Linked DNA regions of Homo sapiens: all the other regions are linked to region 5. Evidence: read pairs that join two places in POLR2A ChIA-PET (ENCODE). Cell type or tissue: HepG2. All regions are shown on one strand. Each heading gives the region's core, and the rest is flanking DNA. Links, peaks and the distances in the headings are about the cores only. Region 1 holds the start of ARMC7 (armadillo repeat containing 7). Region 2 overlaps HID1 (HID1 domain containing). Region 3 holds the start of HID1 (HID1 domain containing). Region 4 overlaps SLC16A5 (solute carrier family 16 member 5). Region 5 holds the start of TRR-CCT1-1 (tRNA-Arg (anticodon CCT) 1-1). Region 6 overlaps SUMO2 (small ubiquitin like modifier 2).

Region 1 (4,562 bases), core at 1-4,000, 75 kb after region 5:
ACGAGGTCAGGAGATCGAGACCATCCTGGCTAACACGGTGAAACCTCGTCTCTATTAAAAATACAAACATTAGCCGGGCGTCGTGGCGGGTGCCTGTAGTCCCAGCTATTCAGGAGGCTGAGGCAGGAGAATGGCGTGAACCTGGGAGGCGGAGCTTCCAGTGAGCTGAGATCGCACCACTGCACTCCAACCCGGGTGACAGAGCGAGACACTGTCTCAGAAAAAAAATACAAAAATTAGCTGGGTGCAGTGGTGCGTGCCTGTAATCCCAGCTACTCGGGAGGCTGAGGCAGGAGAATCACTTGAATCTGAGGCGGAGGTTGTAGTGAGCCGAGATCGCACCACTGTACTCCAGCCTGGCGACAGAGCGAGACTCCATCTCAAAAAGAAAAAAAGGGAGAAGACCAATGAGGGAAGATGGGGTGGCCCATCTGATTCAGCAATCCCCATCTAGCTGATTGCCTGCGAACCTCTAGAGAAGGTCTGGGGCAGTTCCTGGGCAGGGAGGGATGGAGCTTACTTCCATCCTCCCTGTTTCTGGGCTCCTATTTGCTGCTCTGTCCAGCAAGAGGCAGAGAAACCCCTTGGGCACCTAGGGGTAAGATGCACTTCCCAGGCTGCAGAGGCTCCCAAGAGAAGCCAAAGGGCTTTGGTGAGGGTCCTGGGGCCTAGGTACCCAGACTAAGTTAGAAACTCCTGCCTCAGAGGGTGTACATAGGGCAGGGGCTGACCACAAGGACCTGAAACCTCAGAGGTGAGGCCTGCTTCCAATGGGGCTGCAGCTGGCTGGAGTGTGACGGCCACTCTGCCTTCATCCGGGCCCAGGGCTTAAGATAATGGTCCTTGCCTTTGTCAGCCTAAATAACAGAGAGGCTCTCTCAAAGAAAATGATATCTATTTGGGCATAGGGCATTGCAATGGTAGTATCCATGCCATAGTAAACTATATGGGTATTCAGGGAGGTAAAGGAAGACAGGCTTTAAGGGAAAAAATAGGATTACATAATTGTTTTGAAATATTTATCCTTAGGTAGAAGGATTAATAACAAGGGTGACCGCTCAAGGTTGGACAAGCGGTTGCTGGGCAGATGGCCATTCAAAAGTATGTTTTGTGCAAGGTTGTGACGCCCTTTGTGCAAGGTTGTGGTTTTTGCAGAGTCTTTGTGATAGTTTTCATTATCAGGTATTTATGCACGAGAACCCTCTTGTCATGGGTTTCTTGGGCTGTGTCCGGGTTTTTTTGTTCTGTTTTTTAACACAAGTGACTCCATTTAGATTAACAACTTTTGCACTCTCAGGACACTCACAGCCTAAGCCACCTCTACCCCTACGTTGTCAAATGCGATGGGAGTGTGGCTAGACCACCTCCTTCCCTGGTGCTTTGTTTCCTGTAACCACGAGCAATCTATCACACACCCGCTTCCTGATAATCTCCGAGAAGGAATCGGCCGAAGGGCTTCAGCATCCAGAAAGCCCCGAAAGCGCCACAATCAAGGCTCCTCCTCGGGCTCCCCCGTGCTGCCCCGGGCGCGCGCCATCCACCCGGCTGACAAAAAGCACCAGGACATGACCCAGTACCCTTTGATTTCTGTCCAGAGGTGGCGGACCCACCTCGGGGCTGGGATGGAGGGCGGGTCGGGGTCGCTAGGCTTTTTGCAAAAGGGGCAAAGGACTGATGGGGGGCGTAAGGAGCTGACGCCCGCGCTCCAAAGGGGCGTCCTGGTCAAGGAGGATGGGCCGCGCCCCCGCCAGCCGTGGGGACCCTGGAGGTGCTTCTGCCTCGACGTCCTCCAACATGGGTGCTGCCAGACTCTGCTGCGCTCCTGAGTTGCTCCTGGCGGAATTCCAGCCACCCGACATGGGTGTCTCATTTTCGGCTTCTGGGCCATGTCGGGACGGCGGAGGACCCCGGGGGACCGGCGGGAGAGTGGGAAAGGTGGGGCGGGAAAGCCGAGCGAGGCCCTCACTCGCCCATCTGTTGGCGGGGGCGGCAAGTGGGTTTCTTTCTTGCGTTCAGATTTTGCAGTAATTTGCATCTGGACATGGGATACGGGAGGCCAGGCTGCTCCTCGCAGTACACCCACCCACGCCTGCACCTGCCTCAGCGAAGCCGCTCGCCGCTGGTTCCAGCACAGGCTAAAGAGCTTCGGCATCCAGAAAACCAGAAGCGCGCCGCGCACGCGCGCCAAGGAGTTCGGCGACGGCCCCGCCCCTTCGGGGGTAGGGACAGCGCGGCTTCCGCCGGGAGCCCGGAACCGAGCCCAGGAGCCGGGGACGGTGCGCCAGTGCCCCCTCCGCGAGCCCCAACCAGTAGACGGTTCCCTGTCTCCCGCGCCCCAATTTCGATTTTCAAACGCAACTCCTACAGGATTCTGAGACCCCGTCCCATCTCCCATATCCCATTTCCAGCTGCAAATTACTGCAGAATCTGAACCCAGGAAAGAAACCCATTTGCCGACCCCCTCTTCCCTCTCCAGACAGGTGGAGAGCGGGTGAGGGTCTCGCTCGGCTTTCCCCCTGCACCTTTCCCACCCTCCCGCCCGTCCCTGGGGGTCCTCCGTCACCGCGGCCATGGCCCAGAAGCCGAAGGTGGACCCCCACGTCGGGCGGCTGGGATACCTGCAGGCGCTGGTCACGGAATTCCAGGAGACCCAAAGCCAAGGTGAGAGCCACGGTGGGATCAGGTGGCAGGGTCCGCTGTGACCGCCGCCCGGACCTGGCTTCAGTGCCGCTTTCCCGTTGCAGACGCCAAGGAGCAAGTCCTCGCCAACCTCGCCAACTTCGCTTATGACCCCAGCAACTACGAGTATCTGCGGCAGCTGCAGGTCCTGGATTTATTTCTCGATTCGCTGTCGGAGGAGAATGAGACCCTGGTGGAGTTTGCTATTGGTAAGGGCGGGGCCCGTTCCCTAGATGCCTAAATGGGCCAGGGTGAGATAAGTGAATTAGAAGTGAGTCCTTGGGGCCGGGCGTGGTGGCTCACACCTGTAATCCCAGCAGTTTGGGAAGCTAAGGCGGGCGGATCACCTGAGGTCATGAGTTCGAGACCAGCCTGGCCCACATGGCGAAACCCCGTCTCGTACAAAAATTAGCTAGACGTGGTGGAGAGTGCCTGTAATCCCAGCTACTAGTGAGCCTGAGGCAGGAGAAGCTTGAACCCAGGAGGCAAATGTTGCAGTGAGCTGAGATCGTGCCACTGCACCACAGCCTCGGGGACAAGAGTGAGACCCCGTCTCAAAAAAAAAAAAAAAAAAAAAAAAGCCGCACACAGTGGTGTGCACCTGTAGGCCCAGCTACTCTGGAGACTGAAGCAGGAGGTATTGCTTGAGTCTGGGAGGCAGAGGCCGAAGTGAGCTGAGATTGTGCTACTGCACTCCAGCCTGGGCGACAGAGTGAGACCATGTCTCAAAAAAATATGTTTTAAAAAGAGCAGTTTTGTAGCCGGGCGCGGTGGCACACACCTGTAATACCAGCACCAGCACTTTGGGAGGCTGAGGTGGGCGGATCACCTGAGGTCAGGAGTTCAAGATCAGCCTGGCCAACATGGTGAAACCCCATCTCTAACTAAAAATACAAAAATTAGCCGGGCATGGTGGTGGGCGCCTGTAATCCCAGCTACTTGGGAGGCTGAGGCAGGAGAATCGCTTGAACCCGGTAGGCAGAGGTTGTAGTGAGCCAAGATGGCACCACCGCACCCCAGCCTGGGCAACAGTGAGACTCTGTCTCAAAAAAAAAAGCAATTTCAGGCGGGTGAGGTGGCTCACACCTTTAATCTCAGCACTTTGTGAGGCCGAAGCAGGGAGATCACTTGAGTTCCGGAGTTCAAGACCAGCCTGGGCAACATGACAAAACCCCATCTCTGCTTTAAAAAAAAAAAAAAAAAAATTAGTCTGGCGTGGTGTCCCAGCTACTCAGGAGGCTGAGGTGGGAGGATTGCTTAAGCCTGGGAGGTCAAGGCTGCAGTGAGCTGGGATTGGGCCACTGTACTCCAGCCTGGGTGACAAAACGAGAATCTGTCTCAAAAACAAAAATAACTCATATTTAGTGTTTTCATATCAAGAGAAGCAGAGATGGCTTGCAGTCTGTAACTTATGGCTTCTGTAGTTGTTATGATCTTAAGACCTATTGAGTTATTCACTGGGTAGATATTTATTGCGCGTGTACCGTATATGCAAGCTACTGCTCTAAATGCTGGAGTATGGTGAACAGCTTAGGGAAAGGTCTTTGCCCCTCAGGAGCTTACATTCTAGTAGGGGGGACAGGTGGTTAGCAAACAAAAAAGATGATGCTCAGAAGGAAGTAAATGGGGTGATGAGAGACAGCAGTGGAAGGTGGGGGTTACTTCAGTTTTGGCCATCATGAGAAAGGCATTTTAGCCGGGACACAGCATGGGCAAAGGCCTTAAAACAGGAAGGAGCCAGACGGAAGGCTGATGTGGGAGGATCGTTGCAGTGAAGTGGAGAATGGCACAAAAAGAGTTTAGAGAGTTCAGTGGCACCAGAGCTTGCAGGAGTTTAGATCTAGGCCGTGGGAAATAGTTTGAAGCAAACAAAATTTTGAGAA
Region 2 (5,076 bases), core at 429-4,428, 73 kb before region 5:
TTGTCCCCACCACCTCTGAAATGACATCAGCCACCTCCTCCTAGAGGCCTTCCCAGTTACCTCTACCCAGGTGAGGCCATCAGCCCTTCCTGCATCTTGAAACCCTCACAGTCCTGCCACTATTTCACCTAGGGTGGCCCCAGCCCACAGAGAGCATGGTTCCTTCATGGAGGGGTCAGGATCCCCCATATCCCTGTCTCACTTGCATCCCCCTGCACCCTGCAAAGCCACTGTGGGGACTGGACTTGCCTCCTCACGATGGATGCGGGACAGGTAGTTCACAAACAGGTTCTCAGGGCCTGGAGGCTGCCAAGAGGAGAAGCCCCTGGTGAGCAGGCGTCCTCCCCACAACCCGTGGCCCCGGCAGCTGTCCCTTCCATGCTCCCATCCTTACATCGGCATCATCCATGGCGGTGCCAGTGGTGGTGCCGTCCACAGTGGGGCTGGCACTGCTGGCACTGTCGTGGTCCAAAGTGACAATGAGCACCTGGGCAGCCTCCTCCACCAGGGGTTCCCGGTAGTCAGAGAAGAGCAGGTGGTTGTAGGGGATCCCGTAGCCCACAGGGTCATAGGCACACACGGTGTTGAGGAGGGAGGTGAAGAGGGGCAGGGCATGTCTGCAGCAGGAGAGGGACAAGGCTGCAGAGGCTGCACTGGGGCCCAGCCCCCTGGCCACACCTCTCTGGCCACGTGGGAAGGTCAGCCTCATTCAACAAGCATTTTAGCACCACGTCAGGGAGTGGCTTGGAAAGAGTGGGTGTGGGAAGCCCAGAGCCATGATTAGGACACATTCATACCCCTTAGGGTCTTAAGGGGCAGATACCCTCCCTTGGGTCCTCAGAGATGGGAATGGAGGCCTGTGGAGAAGGTGGGCTTCCCCTCAGGGAGCAGAGCCCACGCTCAGCCAACCAGCTCCCAAGCCACAGAATGACTCCACTCAGACTCAAGAGATGTCAGGGTTCAAGCTGCTCAGCTTACAGATGAGGAAGCTGAGACCCAGAGAGGTTAAGTGAGGGACAAAGGGTGGCAGTTTGCCTGATAAGGCTGGTGAGAAAGAAAACTCTGGCCAGCCTCGGACTGTGGCTGGTGGAGGGGGTCGCCTGGCTCCCTTCTCTTCTGGAGTAGGGTGGAAGGTTGAACAGAAGGCTAGGAAACCTGAAGAATAAGGCGTGTCATGTAGGGACCAGAGTCTGGAAGGCGGAGGTCGACCGCCACCTGCCGGGCACAGACCCTATGCAGCCAACACAGCTCCCAGTGGGAGCTACCTGCTCAAATACTCAACTCTGCCACGTGGCACGTGTGACACCCTCCCCCCACCCCGTGCTCACGTGTCCCCCACAGTCCATGAGTGCCCCATGTGGGCTGGGCCTCCCTGCCCTTCGAGGTATTTGTCACACACTCCCCGACCCGGTCTCTAAGCTGCAGAGTCCCACACAGCAGCCTCAAGCCACAAGGAGCTGTCGAGCCCTTGGAATGTGGCTGATCGGAACCAAGACAAATACACACTGGATTTTGAAAACTTAGTATGAAAAGGGGGATGTCAAACAGCTCAGTAATGTTGTATACTGATTCCATGTTAAATGCTAAAGTTTGGGGTATATTGGGTTATATGAAATATATTATTAATTATTGTATTTATTTATTTTTTTTTTTGGAAACAGAGTCTCACTCTGTCACCCAGGCTGGAGCGCAGTGGCGCAATCTCGGCTCACTGCAACCTCCGCCTCCCGGGTTCAAGCGATTCTCGTGCCTCAGCCTCCCGAGTAGCTGGGATTACAGGCACCCGCCACCAAGCCTGGCTAATTTTTGTATTTTTAGTAGAGATACGGTTTCACCATGTTGGCCAGGCTGGTCTGAAACTCCTGACCTCAGGTAATCTGCCCACGTTGGCCTCCCAAAGTGCTGGGATTACAGGTGTGAGCCACCGCGCCTGGCCCAATTTTACTTTTTAACTTTTTTAATTTTAAAATTGCACTCGTGGTTTGCATTCTATTTCTACTGGACAGGCGGCTCTTGATGGAGGACCCAGGGACGGATTACTGAGGGGCCCCCAGATTCTGTCCTGTCGAGGACTCCAAGGAGAGACGGGGCTAGTGTGAGGTGTGGCTGGTAAGTTAAAGTTCATCACCACCAGGGGGCAGCACCTCCCCTCAAACGAGACCCAGAGCTGGCGAATGGACTCAGCTCTGGATTGCCTGGAATAAGAGGGAAGAGAGCGCAGAAAGGCCAAGGGCCCTTCACCTGTTCTCCGTGGAACAAAAGAACTGAACCCATGGGTTGGTGCTGCCACTTTCCGGAGCTGGGGGCAGGTACATGGCCTCGGAGAAGCATGTCAGCAGCAGTTTCAGCAGCTCCATCCTTGTAGGAGGAAGGGGGAGGGCACCTTAGGATCCCAGTCCCCTCTTGGAGGTTCTGCCCACCCAGCCCAGCGCCCCAGCCCAGGTCCATGGAAGGAAGTTACTCCCGTTGACCCCTGTAAGGTCAAGGTCGGGTCATAGGTGAGGACGGTCTTCTGGGAAGACCCCATGGGCTTTCTGAGCTGTGCGGGGGCCCGGCCCGGGGTCCAGCTGCATTGAGGGCTCCGGGCCTGGGCGAAGCTCACCGGTTCATATCGTGGATGTAGTTAGGCTGGGGGGAGTGAGCGAAGCCCACACCAGCCTCCCAGATGTATTCACAGCTGTCCAGGGAGTGGACGTCCTCTGCCGAGTCCTGGGGACAGGCCAGGAAGAAGCCGGGTTAGGGGGTCGAGAGGTGAACAGCAGCCTGGGTCAGAACCTGGCCACCTCGAGCCTCACACAGTCCCAGGGGCAGAGACCGCCAGTTCTCCTAAAGACAGGTCCTCAAAATGGCCTGGCCCTCATGCACAAGAGCAGGAGTGAATATTCTTAGGCCTCTTGAAAGCTCATTTTTCTTCCATCTCAGACTGGTTCTTTCACTTGCTCAGTCCAGTTTGGGACAGGGAGAAAGGGAGGGAGGGGCAGGGGATTGGGTGCCCCGGGTTTGGGGGTGGGCAGAGAAGACTCAAGGTGAAGTCCATGCCACCACAGGAAGCAAGAGGGCCAGCCCTCCTGTGTCTGAGCCCCACACCCCTGGGCAAGCAAAGACAATGGGTGTCTGTGCCCAGCCATCCGAACGCAGCGGGCAGGGCCAGCCCCAGCTGGCTTCCCTCAGCTGTACCAGCTGCCACCCAGGCCTACATGTGCCAGGCAGCTCAGCTCTCCTGGAGCCCCCCGGCCCCCAGTGCAATCCGCCCAAGGGAACTTCAACTGGCCCGGCCCCAACCCAGGACCAGAGCCTACTCCGCCTGGGGGTGGGGGGCTGGGGGACACTCACCACAGTGCTCCTCCGGTGGCTCTGAACCGTGAAGTCCGGGCAGAAGAGCAGGTCAGCAATGGCCAGGAGCAGGGACTCGGCCAGGGGCCTGGCATGCTCATCATCCTCTTCTCCCTGCTGGGGACACAGCACCCACAGGCTGCCTCAGTGATAGCTGGCCAGGAAGAGGTGGCCCAGGGCTTGGGGGTGGTGGAGGACAGGGGCTGAGCCCAGGCGGGCACCCATGGGCAGAGGAATGAAGGGACAGGAAGTGGACTCCTGGTTGCCCCAAACCTCCCAAGGCAGAAGTGGGGCACAGCAGGGAGCCGGGCCGGGAACAGCGAGGGAACCTCCCCTACTGACTGGAGGGGGCCGGGCGGTGACCCCAACATCAAGAGTCTCAGCCCTGCTAGGAATCACTGTGTTGCATCCCTCAGCACCTCACCTGGACATAAACCCAGGGCAGGTGGTGTGGGGGAGAGAGGACAGTGTGGTCCCTCTCCGGCCCTCAGAGGGCCCAGCTCCTCTGCCTCCACCTCTGCCCAGTGACCCCTGGCTCTCAGCTTCTCTCCATACCCTACTTCCTCCAGACTGTGGGCACAGAAACCCCCATGGGAGGGGAACTGAGGGCCCAAGGAGGTGGCATTGAACACCATCCCTCAGCAGCACCCACTGGCCCCACCCCTGTACTTCCCAAATCCCAGAAGAGGCTTGGAGGAGCATGGCCGGCCCTAAAGGGCGCTCTCCCTGTGACGCCAACTCTGCCTCCCACCCAGCCCTGGCCAGGCCCACAGACCCCTCCTCGCCCTGCCCCGGGCACTGTGGACCAGAAGAAGCCCCTCCAGTCGGGGTCCTCAAAGATGTAGGGCAGCACGCGGGTGAGCAGCCGGCTGCAGTTCAGGACGATCTGCTTCTCCTTCTCCGAGTGGCAGCCACTCTCAGCTCCCTGCACCAGCTTCTCAACGGCCTGTGGGGGCAGGCAGGAGCAGAGGGCAGGCTGGAAGGTGGGGAAAGGACCCTGGCACTTGGGGTCAGGGTGGGCACCCAGGCTGCAGAGGAGGGTCAGGGGGGGCACCCAGGCTGCAGAGGAGAGACAGTGGGGCCACAGGCAGAGGAGCCACCTGGAGTTGGGGTCGGCCAGCCTTGGGGGACTGGGACACAGGCCAGAGCAGCTTGGAGCATCAGGACAGCCAGGGCCCAGCTAGCCACTGGATGGCTGAGGCCTTGCTAAGTGAGTCTCCCAGCCTCAGTTTCCCTATCTGTAAACTGGCGACCCTGGCAGTACCCACCCCACAGAGGGAGCTAAATGAACTGATCTGTGGAAGGTGCTCAGTCAGATGTGGCCTGGAGGACTCCCCCATAAATGACGGCTGCCGTGGTCCCAACGCCCAGCAAAGAGAACCACAGAGAAGTGGAAGAGCTGAGTGAGGCCACAGGGCTGCCTGCCCCTGTGGGGCGGGAGGCCCTGGATGCGCCTGCCTTCTCCTGCTGTGGGCTGGGAGGGTGGAAGAGTAGCAGGAGGGACTGGGCAGCCCTCACCTTGTAGCACAGGGTGGCCAAGTTGGAGGGTGACTCTTCCCGCACGGCCCGGATCTCTGCTGCCGGCACCAGTGCAAACACATCCTGCACCGAGGTGGCTGTGTCTGCCCAGAACTGGTCCCAAAAGGCATCATCGGTGGCTTCCACGGGCTGTGGGGGGACCAAGGGTCCAGAGTTACACAACTCCTGGCCAGAGGGCCTACACTTTGCCCAACTTGTGGCCAG
Region 3 (5,076 bases), core at 374-4,373, 63 kb before region 5:
GGTAAAAATCCAGGTATTCTTCTCCCCTTATTCTTTTTCTTTTGTTTGTTTTTGAGTCAGGGTCTTGCTCCGTTGCCCAGACTGGAGTGCAGTGGCACAATCATAGCTCACCGTAACCTTGAACTCCTGGGCTCAAGTGATCTTCCTGCCTCAGCCTCCTGAGTGGCTGGGACTACAGGCGCACCCCACCCAGCCCAGCTAATTTTTTTTATTTTTTAGAGATAGGGTCTTGCTGTGTTGCCCAGGCTGGTCTCAAACTCCTGGGCTCAAGCGATCCTCCTGCCTCCACCTCCCAAAGTGCTGGGATTACAGCCATGAGCCACCACGCCTGGCCAAAATCAGATTTTTCTTTTTTCTTTTTTTTTTTTTTTTTTGAGGCAGAGTTTCGCTCTTGTTGCCCAAGCTAGAAGCATGATCTCAGCTCACCGCAACCTCTGCATCCTGGGGTCAAGCGATTCTACTGCCTCAGCCTCCCGAGTAGCTGGGAATACAGGCATGTTCCACCACGCCTGGCTAATTTTTGTATTTTTAGTAGAGACGAGGTTTCTCCATGTCGCTCAGGCTGGTCTCGAACTCCTGACCTCAGGTGATCCTCCCACCTCAGCCTCCCAAAGTGCTGGGATTACAGGCATGAGCCACCACACCCGGCCCAAAATCAGATATTCTTAACCCAGCTTTTCCAGGCCCCTGCTCGGACTAGACCCCCACTCAGACCTGGGGGAGCAGTTGTATCTTTTGACTCTCAGGGTGTGCAGGGGGAAGGTCCCCTAGTCCTCAAGCCTGCTAAGCCTGCTCTAGAGGACTGTGTCACCATGCATTCCCATGCACATACATGTATACACATGTAAATATGCACCCGCCAGGTTCATCTGGCCTGCAGCAGAGAATTCCAAACAGGCAGGATCTGGGAGAGGGTTCCAGGTCTGGGACTGTCTCCCTCCAGAGCCCCACCTACTATGAGGAAGCACCAGGAAACACAGCCAAAGCGGCTGGCTCTTAGGACCAGGGTCAGGCCTGACCCAGGACTGGACCATGGGGCAGGAAGAAAACAGGATGCAGGGCAGGAAGGCGAGGAAGGTGGAGCAGCAGGGATACAGGCCCAGGCCACAGGAAAAGGGGCTAGTTCTGCCTGTCTACTGCCCAAGCCACACCCTGTAAGAGCCTGGAACCACATATCATCCTATGGACAACTGGCCTGAATCTCCTTGGGGACTCCAAGTGGTAAGGTCAGTGATGATCATCTGGGTTCTGATCCTCACACCCAAGCTACCCAAGTCAGGTCACTTACACAGAGTCCAAGGCTTCAGCCTCTGAAGGCCTCTCCCCCCGGGCAGCCCAGGCCCCCGTCCGCCTACAGGACCCAGTGCTCTCCAGAAGGCTGGTCTGATCTCCAGCCTATCCAGGTTCTATTCCAAGCCTACTCAGCTGGGAAACAGAACAGCACCATCTCAAGTGGCCCATCATAGGGCTGTAGCCAGGGAAAGACAGAGGGACACAGTATTTTGGGGAAAAGGCCTGAGCAGGTAGGAATCTAGGCCACTCCAGAGCCTTTGGTACTCTGCTGAGCTGGCCCCACTGGCCTGGCAAAGGACCCCAGCTGCCGAGCCCACAGTGCAATCCTCCAACAAGGAGTTTCTTCCCCAGGCAGGTAAACATGGGAGCCTCCCTTCCTCCCTGCCTCCCCACTCCTCTCCCTGCAGCCCTACACTGAGGGGCTAGCCCACTTGCCACCTTCCCTGCCACCCACAGAACGAAAACCCCATCCTAAAAAAGCCAAGCTCCAGAACGACCCAGGAGCCGTAGGGAATGGAGAGAAGTGCGGTCTGGTTTCTATCAAGAGCCTTTCAGCCGGGGTTGGACTCTCCAGAGGCCCTGGGCATTTGCTGCACATTTGACCCTTCCAGGGTGGGGAAAGGGGTGAGGGAGCAAGGTCTGGCCCCTGGAGCTGTGACCAGCTGGCTGTGGGAGCTGGCTTCCTCCATCCCACTCTAACCTCCAGCAGCAAGAGAGAGCCCTGGAGAGCAGGAGGTGGGGGGGCCAGGAAAGAGGAAGATCCCAGATGGCAGCAGGTCCTGTGTCCCCTGAAAATGGGGGACATGGGGAGTCAGGGCCGAGCATCTCTGTGGCCACGGTGGCCTGATTCAAAAAGCCAGGAGAGAAGGGGTGGGCAGAGAAGCAGTCTTGCTGGGGCCAGGTGGTATAAGGAGGTGGCTATTGGGCCACTTGTGGACTCACAGGAGAGTTATGAGCATGGACTAGGCTGGAGGGTCCTTAGGCCCCTCACCAGCTGACTGAGGGCCATCCTGCGGGTCCCCATCCCTGAGCCAGAGAACAGAGCACACAGGCTAACAGCCTTTCCCTTGCAGGGCCTCGGGGAAGGCCCCTGGAGAGGTCCCCAGCTGGGAGGCTGTGCTCAGTAGGCCTGGGGACAGGGCCCCCCACCAGGCTGCCTCGCTGCCCGCCACTCTTTGCGTGTTCCCAGGAAGACCTGGGCCTTCCCTGCCCACGGGCATCGACCAGGGCCCAGCGAGGCCGCTGCCGCGCACACCAGCTGTTTCTCCGACCCGGGCGGACGCCAGCCAGGCTTTGTTTGCATTGAGTCAACAGGGACTGTGCGTCCGGGACCCGCGGGCAATGAGGGGCAGGGAGGGGAGCGGACGGTGGATGGGTGGGTGGGGGCGGCGGGAGGCTGGAGATGCGAAGCTGGGGACGCCGCGGGGCGGGACAGGGGGCGGACAGCTGTGTCGCCGGCTCGGGGAGTAGGCACACGTCAGCCTAAGGTGGCAGCAGCGGCTTCGGGGAGAGGGGTGTTCCCAGGAGAGGAGGCTGAGGGTGGGGGACTAGGGCCAGGGGATGGAGCTTCCAGGTACAGGCCGCGGGGTCCCGTTCCGGCGCTGGCCTTGGCGTTACGCTCGGGGCCCGCCCGTCCCCCCATCTCCCGACGAGCCAAGTTCGCGTACCCCCGGCCCTGCCCAGCCCCCAGCCCGGCAGGTGGATGGGGACGCCGGGGCCCCCGTGGCGCACCTGCGTCTTGGTGGTGAGCTGGATCACCGCCTTCCGGAAGTTCAGCTTGGAGTCGGTCGACCCCATGTCTCTGGAGCCCGCTCCGGCCCGGCCCCCGCCCAGACTCCAACCCGGCTCCGGCTTCAGCTCCGGCTCCAGCTCCGCGGCCCCCGCGGCTCTCGCAGGAGACAAGCGGCGCGCCCCGCCCCCGGCCCTCGTCGGCCCCGCCCCGACAGGCCCCGCCCCCGCGTGGCTCCGCCTCCTGCACCTGCAGCGCCCGCCGCCGAAGACCCGCGGAGTCGGCGGTTCCAACCCAGCGCCGCCGCACGCCGGGTGCCTTCTCAGGTCCCACCCGGAGCCTCGACGCTCTTCCTTCTGCGTCGGAGCATTGTACCCGCCTCCGCTGCTACCACGCAGTCCCCAGGGCCCAAAACCCTCCTCGCAGCTCGTCCCCCGCCCCGGTCCTCACCCTTCATCTCCGCTCCGGCTCCTGGCCCACGTCTCAGCTGGCCCTCTCCATCCCACTTTCCTCCTTCTCAGTCTGTCTTTCCCATTCATGTTTTCTGAGCATCCACTCTCTTGGTTCTCCCTTTTTCTGACCTGTCAAACCCACGTGTTCAGACAGTCCCGCAGGCCCTTGGTTATGAGGGAGGGAGGCGCTGACTCAGTTTCCATACTCCAGGAAAGCAGCTCCTCGCCTTGCTGAGCGCGAGAGTCCCTCGCGGTCCCGACCCCTCTCTAGCCACCAGATTCCCAGAGAATCCTTTGAGATTCATCCATTTCAACAAATGTGCTGAGGGTCTGGTATTTGCCAACTCTGTGTCATGGACGGACACAGCGGACATAAGTAGTACAGCCTGCTCTTTATGGCGAGCAGCTAGGGAGAGGGATAAGGAAAGAAGCGGCCAGGGTACAGCCAAATAAGCCTGTAATAGAGGCAGATTAATCATCAAAACAAGGCCGGGTGCGGTGGCTAACGCCTGTAATCCCAACACTTTGGGAGGCCGAGGCAGGCGGATCACGAGGTCAGGAGTTCGAGACCAGCCTGGCCAACATGGTGAAACCCCGTCTCTACTAAAAATACAAAAATTAGCTGGGCTTAGTGGCGCACGCCTGTAATCCCAGCTACTCTGGAGGCTGAAGTAGCAGAATTGCTTAAACCTGGGAGGCAAAGGTTGCAGTGAGCCGAGATCACGCCACTGCACTCCAGCCTGGGCGACAGAGCAAGACTCCATCTCGGGGGGGGGGGGGGAATCAAAACAAGACGACAATGACGATATCTCTAATAGCTACCTCTGAGGTATTATTTTATCCCCATTTTACACTTGGGGAAAATGAGGCTTAAAGCAATTACTTGCCCAAAGCCACACAGGTAGTAAGGAGCTCATCCAAATGAGGCTGCGCTTTTTCCACAACATCATTTTGCAAGCTATGTCTGGAAGCTTCTGGAAATCTTGGATGCTTTTTTATTTTTTATTTTTTGAGATGGAGTTTCGCTCTGTCGCCCACCCAGGCTGGAGTGCAGTGGCACAATCTCAGCTCACTGCAAACTCCACCTCCTGGGTTCAAGCAATTCTCTTGCCTCAGCCGCCCGAGTAGCTGGGTCTACAGGGGCCCGCCACCACCCCCAGCTAATTTTTTTTTGTTTTTAGTAGAGATAGAGTTTCACCATGTTGTCCAGGCTGGTCTTGAACTCCTGACCTCAAATGATCCGCCTGCCTCAGCCTCCCAAAGTGCTGGGATTACAGGTGTGAGCCACCATGCCCAGCCCTATTATTTATTTATTTATTCATTCATTCATTCATGCATGCATGCATGCATTTTGCAGACGAGGTTTCACTCTGTTGCCCATGCTGGAGTGCAGTGGTGCAATCATAGCTCATTGCAGCCTCGAATGCTGGGACTCAAGCAATCCTCCTGCCTCAGCCTGCTGAGTAGTTAGGACTACAGGTGCACACCACCATGCCCAGCTAATTTTTTTTTTCATTTTTTGTATAGACAGGATCTTGCTACATTGCCCAAGCTAATCCCCAACTCCTGGCCTCAAGGGATCCTCCCACCTCAGCCTCCCGA
Region 4 (5,076 bases), core at 360-4,359, 61 kb after region 5:
AGCAGAGGATGCCCCAGGCCCTGGAGCGTGCAGATGGCAGCTGGGCCTGGGTGGTGCTGCTGGCCACCATGGTGACCCAGGGCCTCACCCTGGGCTTCCCCACGTGTATCGGCATCTTCTTCACTGAATTGCAATGGGAGTTCCAGGCCAGCAACAGCGAGACCTCTTGGTTCCCCTCCATCCTCACGGCTGTGCTCCACATGGCAGGTGAGCGGCCTAGGGAGGGGCCGATGAGAAAGTCCTAGGGGTTGCGGGGAAGCCACAACCTCCCTGGCCTTCTGATTCCCTCTCTCTGAGGCCACAGGCTTTGCCTCCTGGGTGAATTCCTAAGGTTTCACCAGATTTCACCAGGGGCCCCTGGCTGGAATCCAGCTGGACTGGGCTGGAGCCGGGGAGAGAGTGGGGAGGTGCCTGGGTTGCAAAGCCAGGCGGAGCCTTGCGTCCTTTCTGTGGGATCCATTCCGACACAGGCGTAGGTGTGCTGGGGCGCTCAGTGCCAGGCTGGGAAGAGCGCTGGGGCCAGCCCACCAAGACTCTCCTGCTTTCCAGCTGGCTGGTCTCTCTGAACCTCGGTTGCTTCCTCTGCAATCTGAGGGTGATGCCCGGCATCCTGCCCAGCTCCCACATGGAATAGCAGGGAAGACCACTGTCTTCCCTGGAGGTGCTGGGAGCTGGGAAATGTATGCGGCTGTGAATTATTAATATTTTGGAGACCCTCACTAGGGCAGGGAGTGGCTTCAGGATAGGAAAGGGGACGCAAGGAAGACACCAGGAATGGCCGGGCGCGATGGCTTACGCCTGTAATCCCAGCACTTTGGGAGGCCGAGGCGGTCAGATCACCTGAGGTCGGGAGTTTGAGACCAGCCTGACCAACATGGAGAAACCCTGTCTCTACTGAAAATACAAAATTAGCTGGGCGTGGTGGCGGGTGCCTGTAATCCCAGCTACTCAGGAGGCTGAGGCAGGAGAATCTCTTGAACCCAGGAGGCAGAGGTTGCGGTGAGCTGAGATGGTGCCATTGCACTCCAGCCTGGGCAACAAGAGTGAAACTGTCTCAAAAAAAAAAAAAGACACCAGGAACAAGAGGGGGACAAGGCAGGAGCCCCAGCTCTCCCGGGACTCCCTGCAGAGAGGAGGTTGCTAAGTGGGGGTGAGGGAGGAAGGCAGCCCCTGTCTGCCCCTTCTCCTGGCTCTGTCACCATAGGCCTCAGAGGCCCATGTTCCTGGCTGGCTTTTCCAGGAGTGTGACTGCCTCACCCTGACCCCAGCGTTGGGAGCAGGGCAGAGGGAGGGTTCTCTGCAGTCGCCGTGGACACAGGGACCTGCCCTCAGCTCCTGGGAGCTCTCCAGGGAGACTGCAGAGACCCCGGCCTCGGAGGGGCCCGGTGGACAGCAGCCCGAGCTGATGGCCCACAGGCCTCTGCAGGCGTGTGTCTGCTGGCCGCAGCTGCCCATCTCCCCGGCTACCTCCTGGCTACTCCCTCCACTTGCCACCAGCAGCCTGCCTATTATTCCAGGTCCTGCCCTCAAACTGGGAGGGAGGTGAGGCTCGGAGAAAGCGCCACCCTCCTGGGTGAGCTCTGAATCTGCCACATGGCCTCTGGCCTGCAGGGTTGGGGCAGGGAGTGGGAATCCCAGAGGGCTGCTTCTCACACAGGCAGAGCAGGGTTCCTGGGCCAGGGGCTAGGAACCGGGCACCCGGCGGGGAACCTACTCCCCAGCTGACTTGCGGCTCACCACCCCCAGCAGGCATCTCAGCATCTCCATCAGCATGGGATTCCTGGCTGGCCATCTCTCTCATGTACACATACACGTGTATGAGCCCGTGCTCATTCAGAGTACTGTAGACATTTTATTTTATGTTTATTTATTTATTTGCTTATTTTTGAGACAGAGTCTCACTCTGTCACCTGGGCTGGAGTGCAGTGGCATGATCACAGCCTATTGCAGCCTTAACCTCTCAAGCTCAAGCGATCCTGCCACCTCAGCCTCCCGAGTAGCTGGGACCACAGGTGTGCACCACCACACCCAGCTAATTTTTTTTTTTTTTAGATGGAGTCTCGCTCTGTTGCCCAGGCTGGAGTGCAGTGGTGCAATCTCAGCTCGCTGTAACCTCCGCCTTCCAGGTTCAAGCGATTCTCCTGCCTCAGCCTCCTGAGTAGCTGGGACTACAGGTGCGCACCACCATGCCTGGCTAATTTTTTGTATTTTTAGTAGAGACGGGGTTTCACCGTGTTAGCCAGGATGGTCTCGATCTCCTGACCTCATGATCTGCTGGCCTTGGCCTCCCAAAGTGCTGGGATTACAGGTGTGAGCCACCACGCCCAGACCATACCCAGCTAATTTTTTTACTTTTTGTAGAGACGGGGTCTCACTATGTTGCTCAGGCTGGTCTCAAACTCCTGGGCTCAAGTGATCTACCTGCCTGGGCCTCTCAAAATGCTGGGATTACAGACATGAGCCACGGCACCTGACCACAGTATTGTAGAAATTTTTAAACACGATGAATCATGGATACTTTCACTGATCCTTTCAAGTGCCCCTGCCCCTACCTACGCCTTTTAGAGGTAAGGAAAGCAAGCAGGCACAGAACACAAGACCTGCCCAAGGCTGAAGAGTGAGTTCACGGCAGAGGAAACACCCTGTGTCCCGCCCGGCCACACCACCCTCAGCTATGCAGCTCTGGCCTGCAGCCCAGTCCCCACCCCCACCCCTGTGACTAAGGGCTTTCCCCAATGTCAACTTCCCTAAGTCAGGCCAGAGTCTCTGGCGTGAGGAAGCTCTGTGGGTCAGTCCTCTCCAGAGCCACCTCCCCCTCTACAGGGGCAGAGACGCCGGGCCACCAGCCTCTGCTTGATTATGTCTGCGACGGGCTGCTCACTTAGTCTGTCACTTGCTTTTTTCTTTTTTTTTTTTTTCGGAGATGGAGCCTCCCTCTCTCACCCAGGCTGGAGTGTAGTGGCACAGTCTCGGCTCACTGCAACCTCCACCTCCCGGGTTCAAGCGATTCTCCTGCCTCAGCCTCCCTAGTAGCTTGGAATTACAGGCATGCGCCACCACACCTGGCTAATTTTTGTATTTTTAGTAGAGATGGGGTTTTACCATGTTAGCCAGGCTGGTCTCGAACTCCTGACTTCAGGCGATCCACCTGCCTCGGCCTCCCAAAGTGCTGGGATTACAGGCGTGAGCCACCACGCATGGCCACTCCATCACTTTTTTTTTTTTTTTTTTTTTTTGAGATGTAGTTTCACTCTGTCGCCCAGGATGGAGCGCATCGGGTTCTGCCTCCCAGGTTCAAGCGATTCTCCTGCCTCAGCCTCCCAAGTAGCTGGGATTACAGGCACGCACCACCATGCCTGGCTAATTTTTGTATTTTTAGTAGAGATGGGGTTTCACCATGTTGGTCAGGCTGGTCTCGAACTCCTGACCTTAAGTGATCCACCCACCTCGGCCTCCCAAAGTACTGGGATTACAGGCGTGAGCCACCACACCCAGCCTACTCTGTCACTTTTATACTCACACTGGCTCACACCACACATCCCCCCTCCACCGCAGACACACACAAGCATCTCATGCGCACACACTTCCCTGTCCCTTTAGTTGCACTCTCGGAGAGTAAGTTAGAGAAGCTCCACATGTGCTTGGGTGAATGGGGCCCCTGTGAGGTGCCAAGGAGCAGTCTGCAGCTCTTTTCTATTTTTTTGGGGTGTGGATTGGTGAGAAAGCAGCTGGGAGCCAGGCAAGGAACAGGCCCCCCTCCACATTGAGCCAAACCTCTAGGTGCAGACTTTGGTGGTGCTGGAGGTGGTGTGGGAGGGGAGAACCTACCCTGCCTGATTGTCTGCAGAGGCCAGTGCAAGGAGGCGCAGAGGGGCCCAGGGTTCCCCTCAGCTGTAGGGCTGGGAAGGTGGTGGGAGGGTGGGAGGGATCTAGCCAGTCTTCCTGAGGATGTTGGGTGTGGGGATGGGGCAGGTAAAACAGGATCTGAAGGTGCACACTGTAGTCTAGATGTCCTGGAACACTGCCCCGACTCCTCCCACCAACAGACCCCCAGCGAAGTGGGGGAGGTAAACTCATGAACCAATCCTGTTTCACCCGGATAGAATGAGCAGCCTCAGGTCTGTGTAGTTCAGGGTCTTGCTCCACCTTTCAGGGAATCCTCATCAGGGTCAAACATCGCCCATTCTGAATCCTCACTTTGTAGGGGAAAAAATTGAGGCACGGAGAGGGATCAGGCTTTGCTCAGGCCACATGGCCAGTCCATGGCAGGTGGGTATCAGAATCCAGGCCTGCTCGTGCCCTTGAAACCACCTGGCTAGTTCCAGCTGGAACTGCCCTCTCCAGCCACTCTCCTCCTCTCCCGCCACCTCCTCATTCAGCTGCTACCTGCTGGCTGTCTTCTCCCACAGGGCCCCTGTGCAGCATCCTGGTGGGACGCTTCGGCTGCCGAGTGACCGTGATGCTGGGGGGCGTGCTGGCCAGCCTGGGCATGGTGGCCAGCTCCTTCTCTCACAACCTCAGCCAGCTCTACTTCACAGCAGGATTCATCACAGGTGACTATCACTTCATCTCCAGAATTTATAGGCACCTGCTAGAAAGTGCCAGGCACAAGTGGACAGGGCAGGCAGGCCTCTTAATCTTCTGGAACTGCTGGCTGGGTGCGGTGGCTCACACCTGTTATCCCAGCACTTTGGGAGGCTGAGGCGGGCAGATCACCTGAGGTCAGGGGTTCGAGACTAGCCCGGCCAACATGGTGAAACCCTGTCTATACTAAAAAAAATACAAAAATTAGCCAGGCTTGGTGGCGGGCCCCTGTAGTCCCAGCTACTCGAGGCTGAGGCAGGAGAATCGCCCGGGAAGTGGAGGTTGCAGTGAGCCAAGATCGCACCACTGTACTCCAGCCTGGGCAACAGAGCAAGACCCCATCTCAAAAACACAAAAAACAAAGTGCTGGGATTACAGGTGTGAGCCCATCATGCCCAGCCCTTTCACGGCATTTTGTTTTAAGGGGACTGGAGGAACAGACTATACCCAGAAGTGGTTATGAGGTCAAGACAGGCTTTTTTTGTTTGTTTG
Region 5 (5,076 bases), core at 672-4,671:
GGAGCTGTGCAAGATGAGTCTGCCACATTGACTGGGATCCTTAAGAAAGGACTTAAAAGTGACAGCTAAGACATTTAGTCTTTCCCCTACAGAGGCTGTGGCAGGAAGACTGCTCTGCCCACGACAGAACGAGGAGACTGTAGGAAAGTGTGCATGGCTGGCAACTGACCCCCTGTGAGCAGTCAGGGACACGTTCTGGAACTAGGGCGGCGGCAGCAGGGATGGGGAGGAAATACTGGATGCTGGAGGATTATGAGGACAGAAAATTGGCCTGGGTAGTGTGGGAGTGGGGGTGTGACATGGATGATGCTGTGCACTCACACAGCAACGTCATGAAGGGGAGTGGCCTTGGGAGGACAGCTGATCAGTGTGGTTTTGCCTTCGAGGAGGGGTGCCCAGTGGTGATGCCCAGGAGAGGGAATGGAAACCTGGAGCTGGGAGTGAGGTTAGAGCTGTAAGATCCAAGACCCAGGGAGACAAGAGGACCCTGGGGACGAATAGGAACAGCTGAGCAAGGCAAGGCTGAGCCCCGGGCGGGCGGGTTGGGGGAACATGCCTAGCTAGAGGGCGGCAGCAGGAAAGCAGAGAAGGCATCCCTGCAGGTTGGCCCTGGGGCAGAGTGCTGGATCCCAGCAACGGACAAGTTAGTTAACTTAAAGGGGGGCATCCTCAAGGCAGTAAACTGGAGCCAAGTGGGTTAAATCCTTCTTGCTGCTATTAAGGGGAGGAGACAGGTTTCTGCAGACTCTACATTTTGGAGAGAAACAGAAAAGAATGTCCCCAAGTCTCCTTTGCCCTGCGATGCTGGGGCAGATTGGCAAGGTCCCAAGAGAAGCACAATGGTAACCGACGCTGCCCTTGGCTGAACTTCTTCTGTTAAATCCTTCGGATGTGAGTAGACTTTTATTTAATAATTTTTTTTCTTTTTTTTCTTTTTTTCAAATGAGACTGCATCTCGCTATGTTGCCCAGGCTGGTTTTGAACTCCTGGGCTCAAGCAATCCCCCCACCTCACCCTCCCAAAGTGCTGGGATGCTGGGATTACAGGCGTGAGCCACCGCACCCGGTCTGTAGCCTTTAATAATGGATTTTAAATGTGTGTAACATTTTAAAATGTGCTTATTCTTTGTTAGAATTAGGGTGAAATATCTACTTGGCTGATTTTCCTTTCTATCTATACTTGTAGTATCTAGTATATATATATTTCTACTATTACAACTGGAAGAACTTGTTCCCCCTGGTTGTACATTCCCTCATGATAAGCAAGATTTTCAGTGTTTATGTTTCAATATTCATGATTAATACTTGTCTGTTCTCCTTCACTTCCTACGCTACTTTTTCCTAAAATTCCTGGATTTTTTATCAGTTCTGTAGAGGCGGACAGCAAGGCTCAGGGCGGTAGGAAGGAAACTCCTCCAAACCTCAGTCTTCATACCCCATGGTCCGGGTGTCCAGGCAACCACCAAGCGGACCCTCGGGGCTCCATGGGGCGTCCCAGTGCCGGGGGCTGGGGGCTGGTGCTCGCTAAGTAAGGATGGGGGCAGGTCCCTGCGCACCGCGGTATCTTCCCGCCCGCTCACCAAAAGTGCGCGCGGCAGGGACGGACCCACTCCATGGATCGCGCCTCTGTCAGGCCTTCTCTAGGAAAAGGGGACACTCGCTTATGAGGGGAAGGGATGGCACGGCCACGTGCCCCAAGCCCCAGTGGCCTAATGGATAAGGCACTGGCCTCCTAAGCCAGGGATTGTGGGTTCGAGTCCCACCTGGGGTAGAGGTGAAAGTTCCTTTTACGGAATTTTTTATTTCTTTTCTCTTCCCTTCTCAGGGATGCTGGAATCGACCTTGGTCTCTAGTTCGACTCCCGTGCAACGTGTTGAGGAGGAGCCACCTCCTCCAAGCGCCTAAAGCCGGTAAGCTCGGGTCTTGCCAAGCCCTTGAATGAACAGCTTTCGTCCGGGTAGGGCCCCACAATTTCGAAGCTGGGGAAACTCGTAAGAATAAAGTTGCCCAAAGGGTTCCCAGGACACCCCAGCTCCACCTGGCGGGGCAGCCCCGGAGAACCAGAGGTAAATGACCACCGCGACTGCAAACAGAGGGTCCTGCAAGAGAAGGCGAGGGGCGCAAACAGGGCAGAGGCAAGCAGGTAGCGGGCAGGTGGTGGTGGATTCTGAGGTCTCTGGCTGCCGGCACCAAAAGAAACCTTGCGAGCACAGCCCCTCTCGACACCCCAGGTGGGACTCGAACCCACAATCCCTGGCTTAGGAGGCCAGTGCCTTATCCATTAGGCCACTGGGGCGCGGTAAGACGCTAAACCCACGTGCTCCTTGATAGGTGTTCAACCATAGTGCCCAAACACGGCCCTGCTGTGGGTCACCGCGCTCCAAGCCTGAGAAGCCATGGGGACGACAGGATGAACCGCTGGCTGGGCGCGGCGTCCCCACCGGGCTACACAAGAGCTCCATGCGGTGACGACGCGCGGGGACCAGGAGCCCGCGGTGCCCTGTAACCCCGAGAAGAAGTGCTCGGCGAGCGCAGAGGCCGGTGGAGCATAGCTGGGAGGAATAGGGATGGACGAGGGCGGAGGGAAGAACAAACCCTCAAACTATGCTGGGATTCGGGCAAGGGCTGCTCGCTCCAAAAGAGCCCGACCACAAAGGAACCCTCAATCTTATGATCTGACGTCAGACGCCTCATCCCTTAGGCCACGCGGTCGCAATTCCCAGGGAGGCTCAGAGACTAGTCCAGGTGCCGCTCCGCTCGGGGGTGACTAGGCGGGCGGCTGGGGCCAGAGGAAGGGTGAGCGCTTCGCTCAACAGGCGGCCAGGGTGCGAGCAGTGAAGCTGCGGCACGCCGGAGCGTTTAATGGCCATCAAATTGGCCTCTCTAGGAGGTAGCTGCAGCCGGAGACCGCGTGGCCTAATGGATAAGGCGTCTGACTTCGGATCAGAAGATTGAGGGTTCGAGTCCCTTCGTGGTCGGAACGTTTTAATCCCTGCAACTATAATCTTCCCTCCCTTGTTTTAGACCCAGAAACGCCTCCCAATCCCTCCACACCGCGGCTCCCGGGATCCGAAGCTGGGGAGCTGCTTCTGTCCAATCAGGCTTTGCATCCCGGGACGCTTCCGGTTATGGCGTCATTATGCAGCCAGGGTAAGTAGGGCCCCATTTCTTGTTGTCTCTCTTGAGCTGGTACCTGGAACGAGTTCAACATCCAAACATTCGCCTCGTAAACGTGCTCTACAAGCTACAATCCCACAAGCAAATGACACGGAGCGGGTTATGTTTCAGTCTATCGTTATGAAGTTAAACAGCAGACAAAACTCCAGTCTCTGGCCGGGCCCAATGGCTCACGCCTGTAATCCCAACACTTTGGGAGGCTGAGGCGGGCGGATCACGAGGTCAAAGTTCGAGACCCGCCTGACCAACATGGTGAAACCCCGTCTCTACTAAAAATACAAAAATACAAAAATTAGCCGGCCAATCGTGGTGGCACGCGCCTGTAAACCCAGCTACTCAGGAGGCGGAGGCAGCAGGAGAATCGCTTGAATCCAGGAGGCCGAGGTTGCAGTGAGCCGTGATCGCGCCACTGCACTCCAGCCTGGGCAACAGAGCGAAAGCCGTCTCAAAACAAACAAACAAACAAACAAACAAAAAACTCCAGTCCCTAGCCTCAAGGGCAGTGGGGGTGCTGCCCAACTCTGTGGCCTCAGTCCTGCTAGTGGGCTCTGTCCACACTCACACGGCACCCACCACCCCACTACTCTGTGCTTGGAGGAAGAGGGTGTCAGGATGCATGTGTGTGCAAGTGTACTTGGACATAGGGGAGAATAAATGCTAATTTTTTTTTTCTTTTTCTTCTTCCCTGAGACGGAGTCTCGCTCTGTCACCCAGGGTGGAGTGCAGTAGCGTGATCTCGGCTCACTTCAAGCTCCACCTCCTGGGTTCACGCCATTCTCCTGCCTCATCCTCCCAAAGTGTTGAGATTACAGGCGTGAGCCACTGGGCCCGGCCAGGGAATGGAGTTTTGTCTGCAGCAGACAAACAAGCTGGGGCTACAGGCGCCCGCCACCACACTGGCTAATTTTTTGTATTTTTAGTATAGACGGGGTTTCACCGTGTTAGCCAGGATGGTCTCAATTTCCTGACCTAGTGATCCGCTCACCTCGGCCTCCCGAAGTGTTGTGATTACAGGCGTGAGCCACCGCGCCCTGCCCAATTACCTTTTTAATGTAAAATTAATGCATGTACAACGCAAAAATGCTGAACAATCCAAGAGGGCATAAAAAATAAAAGTACCCCCTTCCCACCCACGTGCCTTTAGCTGAGCCTGTTCCCAGTTGTTTGTTCACTGTTATTTAGCACAGGGAATCTCCCAAAGGGCTCCCCCTAATGCTGGGGTTGCCCCCTTCACATCCCAACACCTTCACGGGGCTCAGCGGTGCTCTCCTTGAACAGCGCGAGCTCTAACTATGCTCCAAGTAAACTGCATTTTTTCTCACATCCCTGCGCTTTCACTTGGCTGTCGTCTGCATCCTCAGATCCTCAGCGGGATGGCTGAGTGCCAGTTCAGTGACTGCAGTCTCGCAGGGGAAGGGTGTGGTACTTCTGTTACGCACATTAAAGGCCTTGCACAGCTACCGCTCCTCATCTCTGCCCAGTCTTCTTGTTGACTCAAGCAGTTTTGGGGGGAGTAGACTCCGCCCCTCCGCTGCCTTTCATCTTCAACCCGGCCTTACTCCTACCAATCAGGAGCCATGCACCCAGGCTCTCCTCTGCTTATGTTAAGACTACGCTGATTTCTCGAGGGTTGTCAGGCATTGTTGCTCTTCTCCAATATACTCCGCCTGCAAAAATGGGCCAGGTGCGGTGGCTCACGCCTGAAACCCCAGCACTTTGGGAGGCCAAGGCGGGCAGATCACGAGGTCAGGAGATCGAGACCGTCCTGCCTAACACGATGAAACCCCGTCTCTACTAAAAATACAAAAAATGAGCGGGGCGTGGTGGCGGGCGCCTGTACTCCCAGCTACTCTGGAGGCTGAGGCAGGAGAATGGTGTGAACCCGGGAGGCAAAGGTTGC
Region 6 (5,076 bases), core at 703-4,702, 140 kb after region 5:
AGTAGCTGGGACTACAGGTGCCCGCCACAACGCCTGGCTAATTTTTTGTATTTTTAGTAGAGACGGGGTTTCACCGTGTTAGCCAGGACAGTCTAGATCTCCTGACCTCATGATCCACCCTCCTCGGCCTCCCAAAATGCTGGGATTATAGGCGTGAACCACTGCACCCGGCCTAAAAATATTTTTTAAATTAGCCGGGCATGGTGGCATGTGCCCGTAATCCCAGCTATTCGGGAGGCTGAGGCAGGAGAATCGCTTGAACCCAGGAAGCAGAGGTTGTGGTGAGCCAAGATTGTGCCACTGGACTCCAACACCGGTGACAGAGTGAGACTTGGTCTCAAAAAAAAAAAAAAAGGTGGGGGGGGGCGGGTGTGGCAGCTCACACCTGTAATCTCAACACTTTGGGAGGCCGAGGCAGGCAGATCACCTGAGGTCGGGAGTTCAAGACCAGCCTGGCCAAAATGGTGAAACCCAGTCTCTACTAAAAATACAAAAAACAAAACAAAAAAATTAGCTGGGCGTGGTGGCGCACGCCTGCACGCCTGTAATCCCAGCTACTTGGGAGGCTGAGGCAGGAGAATCACTTGAACCCAGGAGGTGGAGGTTGCAGTGAGCCAAGATCATGCCATTGCATGTGACAAGAAACTGTCTCAAAAAAATTAAATAAATGAAAGCTGAATATGTCTGTGTCGAGGGCCCACAGAAGGGTGATATGTTTAAAGAATCTCGCTGCACTGCTTAGCAAAGACTGAAAACAAATCTCAATAAAAACCCAAATTAGGCTGGGCGCCGGGGCTCACGCCTATAATCCCAACACTTTGGGAGGCCAAGGTGGGCGGATCACCAGGTCAACAGGTCAAACCCATCCTGGCCAACATGGTGAAACCCTGTTTCTACCAAAAATACAAAAATTAGCTGGGTGTGGTTGCGCACGCCTGTAGTCCCAGCTACTCGGGAGGCTGAGGCAGGAGAATCACTTGAACCCGTGAAGTGGAGGTTACAGTGAGCTGTGATTGCCCCACTGCACTCCAGCCTGGCAACAGAGCAAGACTCTGTCTCAAAAAACAAAAACAAAAACAAAAAACACCAAAACAAAAAACCCACGGCAGGCGTGGTGGCTCACAAGGTCAGTCATTCGAGACCAGCCTGGCCAACATAGTGAAACCCCGTCTCTACTAAAAATACAAAAAATTAGCTGGGCATGGTGGCAGGTGCCTGTAATCCCAGCCACTCAGGAGGCTGAGGCAGGAGAATCACTTGAACCTGGGAGGTGGAGGTTATAGTGAGCTGAGATCACGCCACTGCACTCCAGCCTGGGTGACAGTGCGAGACTCCAGGTCTCAAAAAAAAAAAAAAAAAACCCAAATTAATAAAACATAGTATGCTCAGATATTAAATACCATATAGCCGTTAAAAAATAAGATTTTCATGTACAGAAATGAAAATATCTTTAAGATACAGTAGATACAGTGTTAGGCTAAAAACACAATTTTAAAACTAAGCAGCAGCCAACTCGGTGCACTGACTATATAAGTTAGCCATGCTCTGTAAGGGGCAGTTAAAAAAAAAAAAAAGTACACCCCAAGGAGCAAAGCAGCTTATTGTATGACTACATTTGTGTTTTTCTATTTTTTCTTGCGATGGAGTTTCGCTGTTGTTGCCCAGGGTGGAGTGCAATGGCGCAATCTTGGCTCACTGCAACCTCTGCCTCCCGGGTCAAGCAATTCTCCTGCCTCAGCCTCCCAAGTAGCTGGGATTACAGGCATGCGCCATCATGCCCAGCTAATTTTGTACTGACTCCGTCAATACAGAAAATAAAATAAAAACAACATAAACAAATAAAATAAAAACAAAATTAGCCAGGCATCATGGTGGGCGCCTGTAATCCCAGCTACTCGGGAAGCTGAGGCAGGAGAATCGCTTGAACCCAGGAAGCAGAGGTTGCAGTGAGCTGAGATCACGCCACTGCACTCCAGTCTGGGAGACAGGGCAAAACTCCGTCTCGAAAAATAAAAAAATAAAAAAAAGCTGGGGAGGCAGGAGGCCTGCTAAGATGTTTTAATTTATCACAATCCTGCTATCTAACAAATATTGGGAGAATAATTCTAAAACGAATCAATTCCAAATTCTTCAAAATGAAGTAAAATGAATTGCAAATTCAACCTGAAGATTTTAAAATGCCTCAAGGTCACGGATCCAAACAAATAACTCCTTGTTTAATATTTGTAACTACTATAGCAGATAATCCCGTTTTAGTGGTGGGTAAGGAGGGCTTAAAGACAGGAAATACATTCTAATAACTGAGAGTACAGCACAATAGATACTTTTTACTATTTCTTTTAAAACCAAACAAGCCTGTCATCTATCTACTAAAACAAAATTATCCAAATGTGAAGTTTTACAGTGAAACTGTAAATGCCTTTAAAAAATGAGGTTCCTGTACCAGCCTCATTTATCAATAGAATTTAGCTCCTCCTTGTGGCTACATACCATAATTGCGCCTTTTTTTTTTTTTTTGACAGGGTTTCACTCTTTCACCCAAGCTAGAGTGAAGTGGCATGACCTCCGCGCTCACTGCAACCTCGACTGTCTGACACCTTTCCCCCGCCCAGATTCTCCTGGCTCAATCTCCCGAGTAGCTGGGATGGGATTACAGGTGAGCACCACCATGCCCGGCTAATTTTTGTATTTTTAGTAGAGACGGGGTAGTTTCGCCATGTTGGCCAGGCTGGTCTTGAACTGCTGACCTCAGGTGATCAACTTGCCTTGGCCTCCCAAAGTGCTAGGATTACAGTCGTGAGCTACTGTACCCAGACTTTTTTTTTTTTTTTTTTGAGACAGGGGCTGTTACCCAGGCTGGAGTGCAGTGGCACTATCTCTGCTGACTTTAATCTCCGCCTCTCGGGTTCAGGTGATTCTCCTGCCTCAGCCTCCTGAGTAGCTGGGACTACAGGCGTGCACCATCATGCCTGGCTAAATTTTTTTTTTTTTTTTTTGAGTTTCGCTCGTTACCCATGCTCGAGTGCAATGGCGTGATCTCCGGCTCACTGCAACCTCTGCCTCCTGGGTTCAAGCGATTCTCCTGCCTCAGCCTCCCGAGCAGCTGGGATTACAGGCCACCACACCCAGCTAATTTTGTATTTTTAGTAGAGACGGGGTTTCTCCATGTTGGTCGGAGTGGTCTCAAACTCCCAACCTCAGGTGATCCGCCCACCTCGGCCTCCCAAAGTGCTGGGATCACAGGCATGAGCCACTGCGCCCGGCGATGCCTGGCTAATTTTTGTATTTTTTGGCAGACACGGGGTTTCACCATATTGTCCAGGCTGGTCTCAAACTCCTGACCTCAAGCAATCTGCCTGCCTCAGCCTCCTGAAGTGCTAGGATGACAGGTGTGAACAAGTGCACCTGGCCCGTAATTCCTTTTGAGAGACTGTCACCAGTTGAAATGTCTTCAAAATATTCTTCTTTTCAGTACAACTCAGGGGCTTTTCCAATTTTCAAAGATTATCAACAAAACTACAATCTGGATGTGCTGCTTCATGCCACATTTATCACTTTCTAGTTTTTACTGGGTGATAAAGTTGAAATTCAAAAGTACATGGGATCCAATTTAAATTTCTACTATCACAACATTGTAAAATATGTTTCAGAAACTGTAAGTCTTCTATTTTTGAGACAGAGTTTTGCTCTATCGCCCAGGCTGGAGTGCAGTAGTATGATCATAACTCACTGCGGCCTGAAACTCCTGGACTCAAGCACCCCTCCCACTAAACTTCCCAAGAAGCTGGGACTACAGACACATGCTACCATGCCCAGCTCTTTTTCTTTCCTGTAGAGACCAGGTCTTGCTATATTGCCCAGACTGGTCTTAAACTCCTGGCCTCAAGCAACCCTCCTGCCAGTGTCAGTTTCCTAAAGTGATAGGACTACAGGTGTGAGCCACCAAGTCAGGACAAGACTGGAAGTCATTTTTTTTTTTTTTTGAGAGAGGGCCTCACTTTGTCACCCAGGCTGGTGTGCAGTGGTACCATCTTGGGTGACGGCAGCCTCCACTTCCTGGGCTCAAGCAATCCTTCCACCTCACCCTAAGAAGTAGCTGGTACTACAGGCACGTACCACTGCTCCCTGGCTAATTTTTGTATTTTTTTGTAAAGAGAGGGTTTTGCCATGTTGCCCAGGCTGGTCTTGAAATCCTGGACTCAAGTGCTCCGCCCACCTTGGCGTCACAGTGCTGGCATTACAAGCACTTTGTAATCTTGAAAATGGCTCTCATGAGCCACCCTGCTAGGACAAAACTGGAAGTATTTAATGGAACTTTGAAAGGGTAAAAAGAAACAAAGAGCTTCTGCCACAGAAGACAATCCAGCTGATCCTACAGAAAGTGACAGAACAAAATGAAGTGGTACATAAAGAGTTAAAGGATCAGAGAGCATCACGTTTTGTAGTAAGGATCTGGAAAATCTCCTATTATCAGGGGCTCTCCCTGTCAAACAAAGCTATGGGACGTGGCAATTAGGGCTATTAGTTCCTTTTTGTTCATGAAGACACGTAAAAGAGAATTTCAATTCAGCATGTAGAACTAAAATGGTGAGGATTTGGCTGGGTGCGGTGGCTCACACCTGTCAATCCCAACACTTTGGGAGGCCAAGGCGGGCGGATTACTTGTGGTCAGCAGTTCAAGACCAGCCTGGCCAACATGGTGAAACCCCATCCCTACCAAAAATACAAAAATTAGCCAGGCATGGTGGTGCATGCCTGTAATCCCAGCTACTCTGGGAGGCTGAGGCAGGAGAATTGCTTAAGCATGGCAGGCGAGGGCTGCCATGACCCAAGATCGTGACACTGTACTCAAGCCTGGGCGATGGAGTGAGATTCCGTCACAAAAAACAAACACAAACCACTGGTGGGGTTGGGCACATTGATTCGTGCCTATAATCCCATCACTTTGGGAGGCCAAGGCTGCAGTGAGCTATAATGAGGCCACTACACTTCAACCCGGGCAACAGAGAGGCCCTGTCCCTAAAAAAATAATTAAAATGAAAATTAAAAATAAATGAATAAAAACCATTGGCATTT

What was found. Peaks named below come from ENCODE experiments on the same cell type or tissue, not always from the same donor. Only the 100,000 strongest peaks of a DNase experiment are listed, where the experiment ranks them.
Region 1: POLR2A ChIA-PET joins it to region 5 with 10 read pairs; 18 of 35 experiments call an interaction of 5 or more read pairs at or near these places.
Region 2: POLR2A ChIA-PET joins it to region 5 with 13 read pairs; 17 of 35 experiments call an interaction of 5 or more read pairs at or near these places.
Region 3: POLR2A ChIA-PET joins it to region 5 with 13 read pairs; 24 of 35 experiments call an interaction of 5 or more read pairs at or near these places.
Region 4: POLR2A ChIA-PET joins it to region 5 with 10 read pairs; 19 of 35 experiments call an interaction of 5 or more read pairs at or near these places.
Region 6: POLR2A ChIA-PET joins it to region 5 with 10 read pairs; 13 of 35 experiments call an interaction of 5 or more read pairs at or near these places.

The regions. Positions count from the first base shown.
Region 1 is chr17:75,107,719-75,112,280 of GRCh38, forward strand. It overlaps ARMC7 (armadillo repeat containing 7), which reads left to right and starts at 2,251. Exons shown (of 3, transcript NM_024585.4): 1 at 2,251-2,661; 2 at 2,745-2,888. The coding sequence starts at 2,571. It also overlaps a transcript of SLC16A5 not described here. RefSeq lists a silencer at 2,242-2,321. In HepG2, for the core only: a CTCF peak has its summit at 2,290; a DNase peak (open chromatin) is centred at 2,173; H3K4me3 peaks cover 1,692 bases; H3K27me3 peaks cover 273 bases.
Region 2 is chr17:74,959,632-74,964,707 of GRCh38, forward strand. It overlaps HID1 (HID1 domain containing), which reads right to left. Exons shown (of 19, transcript NM_030630.3): 2 at 4,852-5,001; 3 at 4,109-4,279; 4 at 3,334-3,450; 5 at 2,603-2,709; 6 at 2,242-2,358; 7 at 395-617; 8 at 250-306. Among named protein-coding and RNA genes, the nearest start is that of HID1-AS1, 8.5 kb to the right of the region's middle. RefSeq lists enhancers at 807-876, 887-1,156, 3,668-4,168 and a silencer at 1,083-1,377. In HepG2, for the core only: CTCF peaks have their summits at 1,212 (motif pointing left), 2,137 (motif pointing right) and 4,293; DNase peaks (open chromatin) are centred at 1,290 and 2,140.
Region 3 is chr17:74,969,567-74,974,642 of GRCh38, forward strand. It overlaps HID1 (HID1 domain containing), which reads right to left and starts at 3,193. Exons shown (of 19, transcript NM_030630.3): 1 at 3,025-3,193. The coding sequence starts at 3,090. HID1-AS1 (HID1 antisense RNA 1) reads left to right here and starts at 1,123. Exons shown (of 3, transcript NR_110878.1): 1 at 1,123-1,226; 2 at 5,002-5,076. RefSeq lists a silencer at 3,148-3,257. In HepG2, for the core only: no CTCF peak of the experiment used is centred there; a DNase peak (open chromatin) is centred at 2,595; H3K4me3 peaks cover 1,753 bases; H3K27me3 peaks cover 2,755 bases.
Region 4 is chr17:75,093,629-75,098,704 of GRCh38, forward strand. SLC16A5 (solute carrier family 16 member 5) reads left to right here. Exons shown (of 7, transcript NM_004695.4): 3 at 1-207; 4 at 4,410-4,553. The coding sequence starts at 9. Among named protein-coding and RNA genes, the nearest start is that of SLC16A5, 8.2 kb to the left of the region's middle. RefSeq lists enhancers at 1-149, 150-722. In HepG2, for the core only: no CTCF peak of the experiment used is centred there; a DNase peak (open chromatin) is centred at 2,723; H3K27me3 peaks cover 1,097 bases.
Region 5 is chr17:75,032,209-75,037,284 of GRCh38, forward strand. TRR-CCT1-1 (tRNA-Arg (anticodon CCT) 1-1) reads left to right here and starts at 1,698; the gene lies at 1,698-1,770. TRR-CCT2-1 (tRNA-Arg (anticodon CCT) 2-1) reads right to left here and starts at 2,295; the gene lies at 2,223-2,295. TRR-TCG3-1 (tRNA-Arg (anticodon TCG) 3-1) reads left to right here and starts at 2,905; the gene lies at 2,905-2,977. It also overlaps a transcript of KCTD2 not described here. RefSeq lists enhancers at 1,500-2,481, 1,878-1,957, 1,988-2,057, 2,508-2,577 and silencers at 2,218-2,387, 2,948-3,077, 3,569-3,728. In HepG2, for the core only: CTCF peaks have their summits at 2,031 (motif pointing left) and 4,377; DNase peaks (open chromatin) are centred at 1,793, 2,253, 3,083 and 4,458; H3K4me3 peaks cover 3,545 bases.
Region 6 is chr17:75,169,510-75,174,585 of GRCh38, forward strand. The region is part of intron 3 of SUMO2 (small ubiquitin like modifier 2); the gene reads right to left. Among named protein-coding and RNA genes, the nearest start is that of SUMO2, 11 kb to the right of the region's middle. In HepG2, for the core only: a CTCF peak has its summit at 2,462 (motif pointing left); a DNase peak (open chromatin) is centred at 2,502.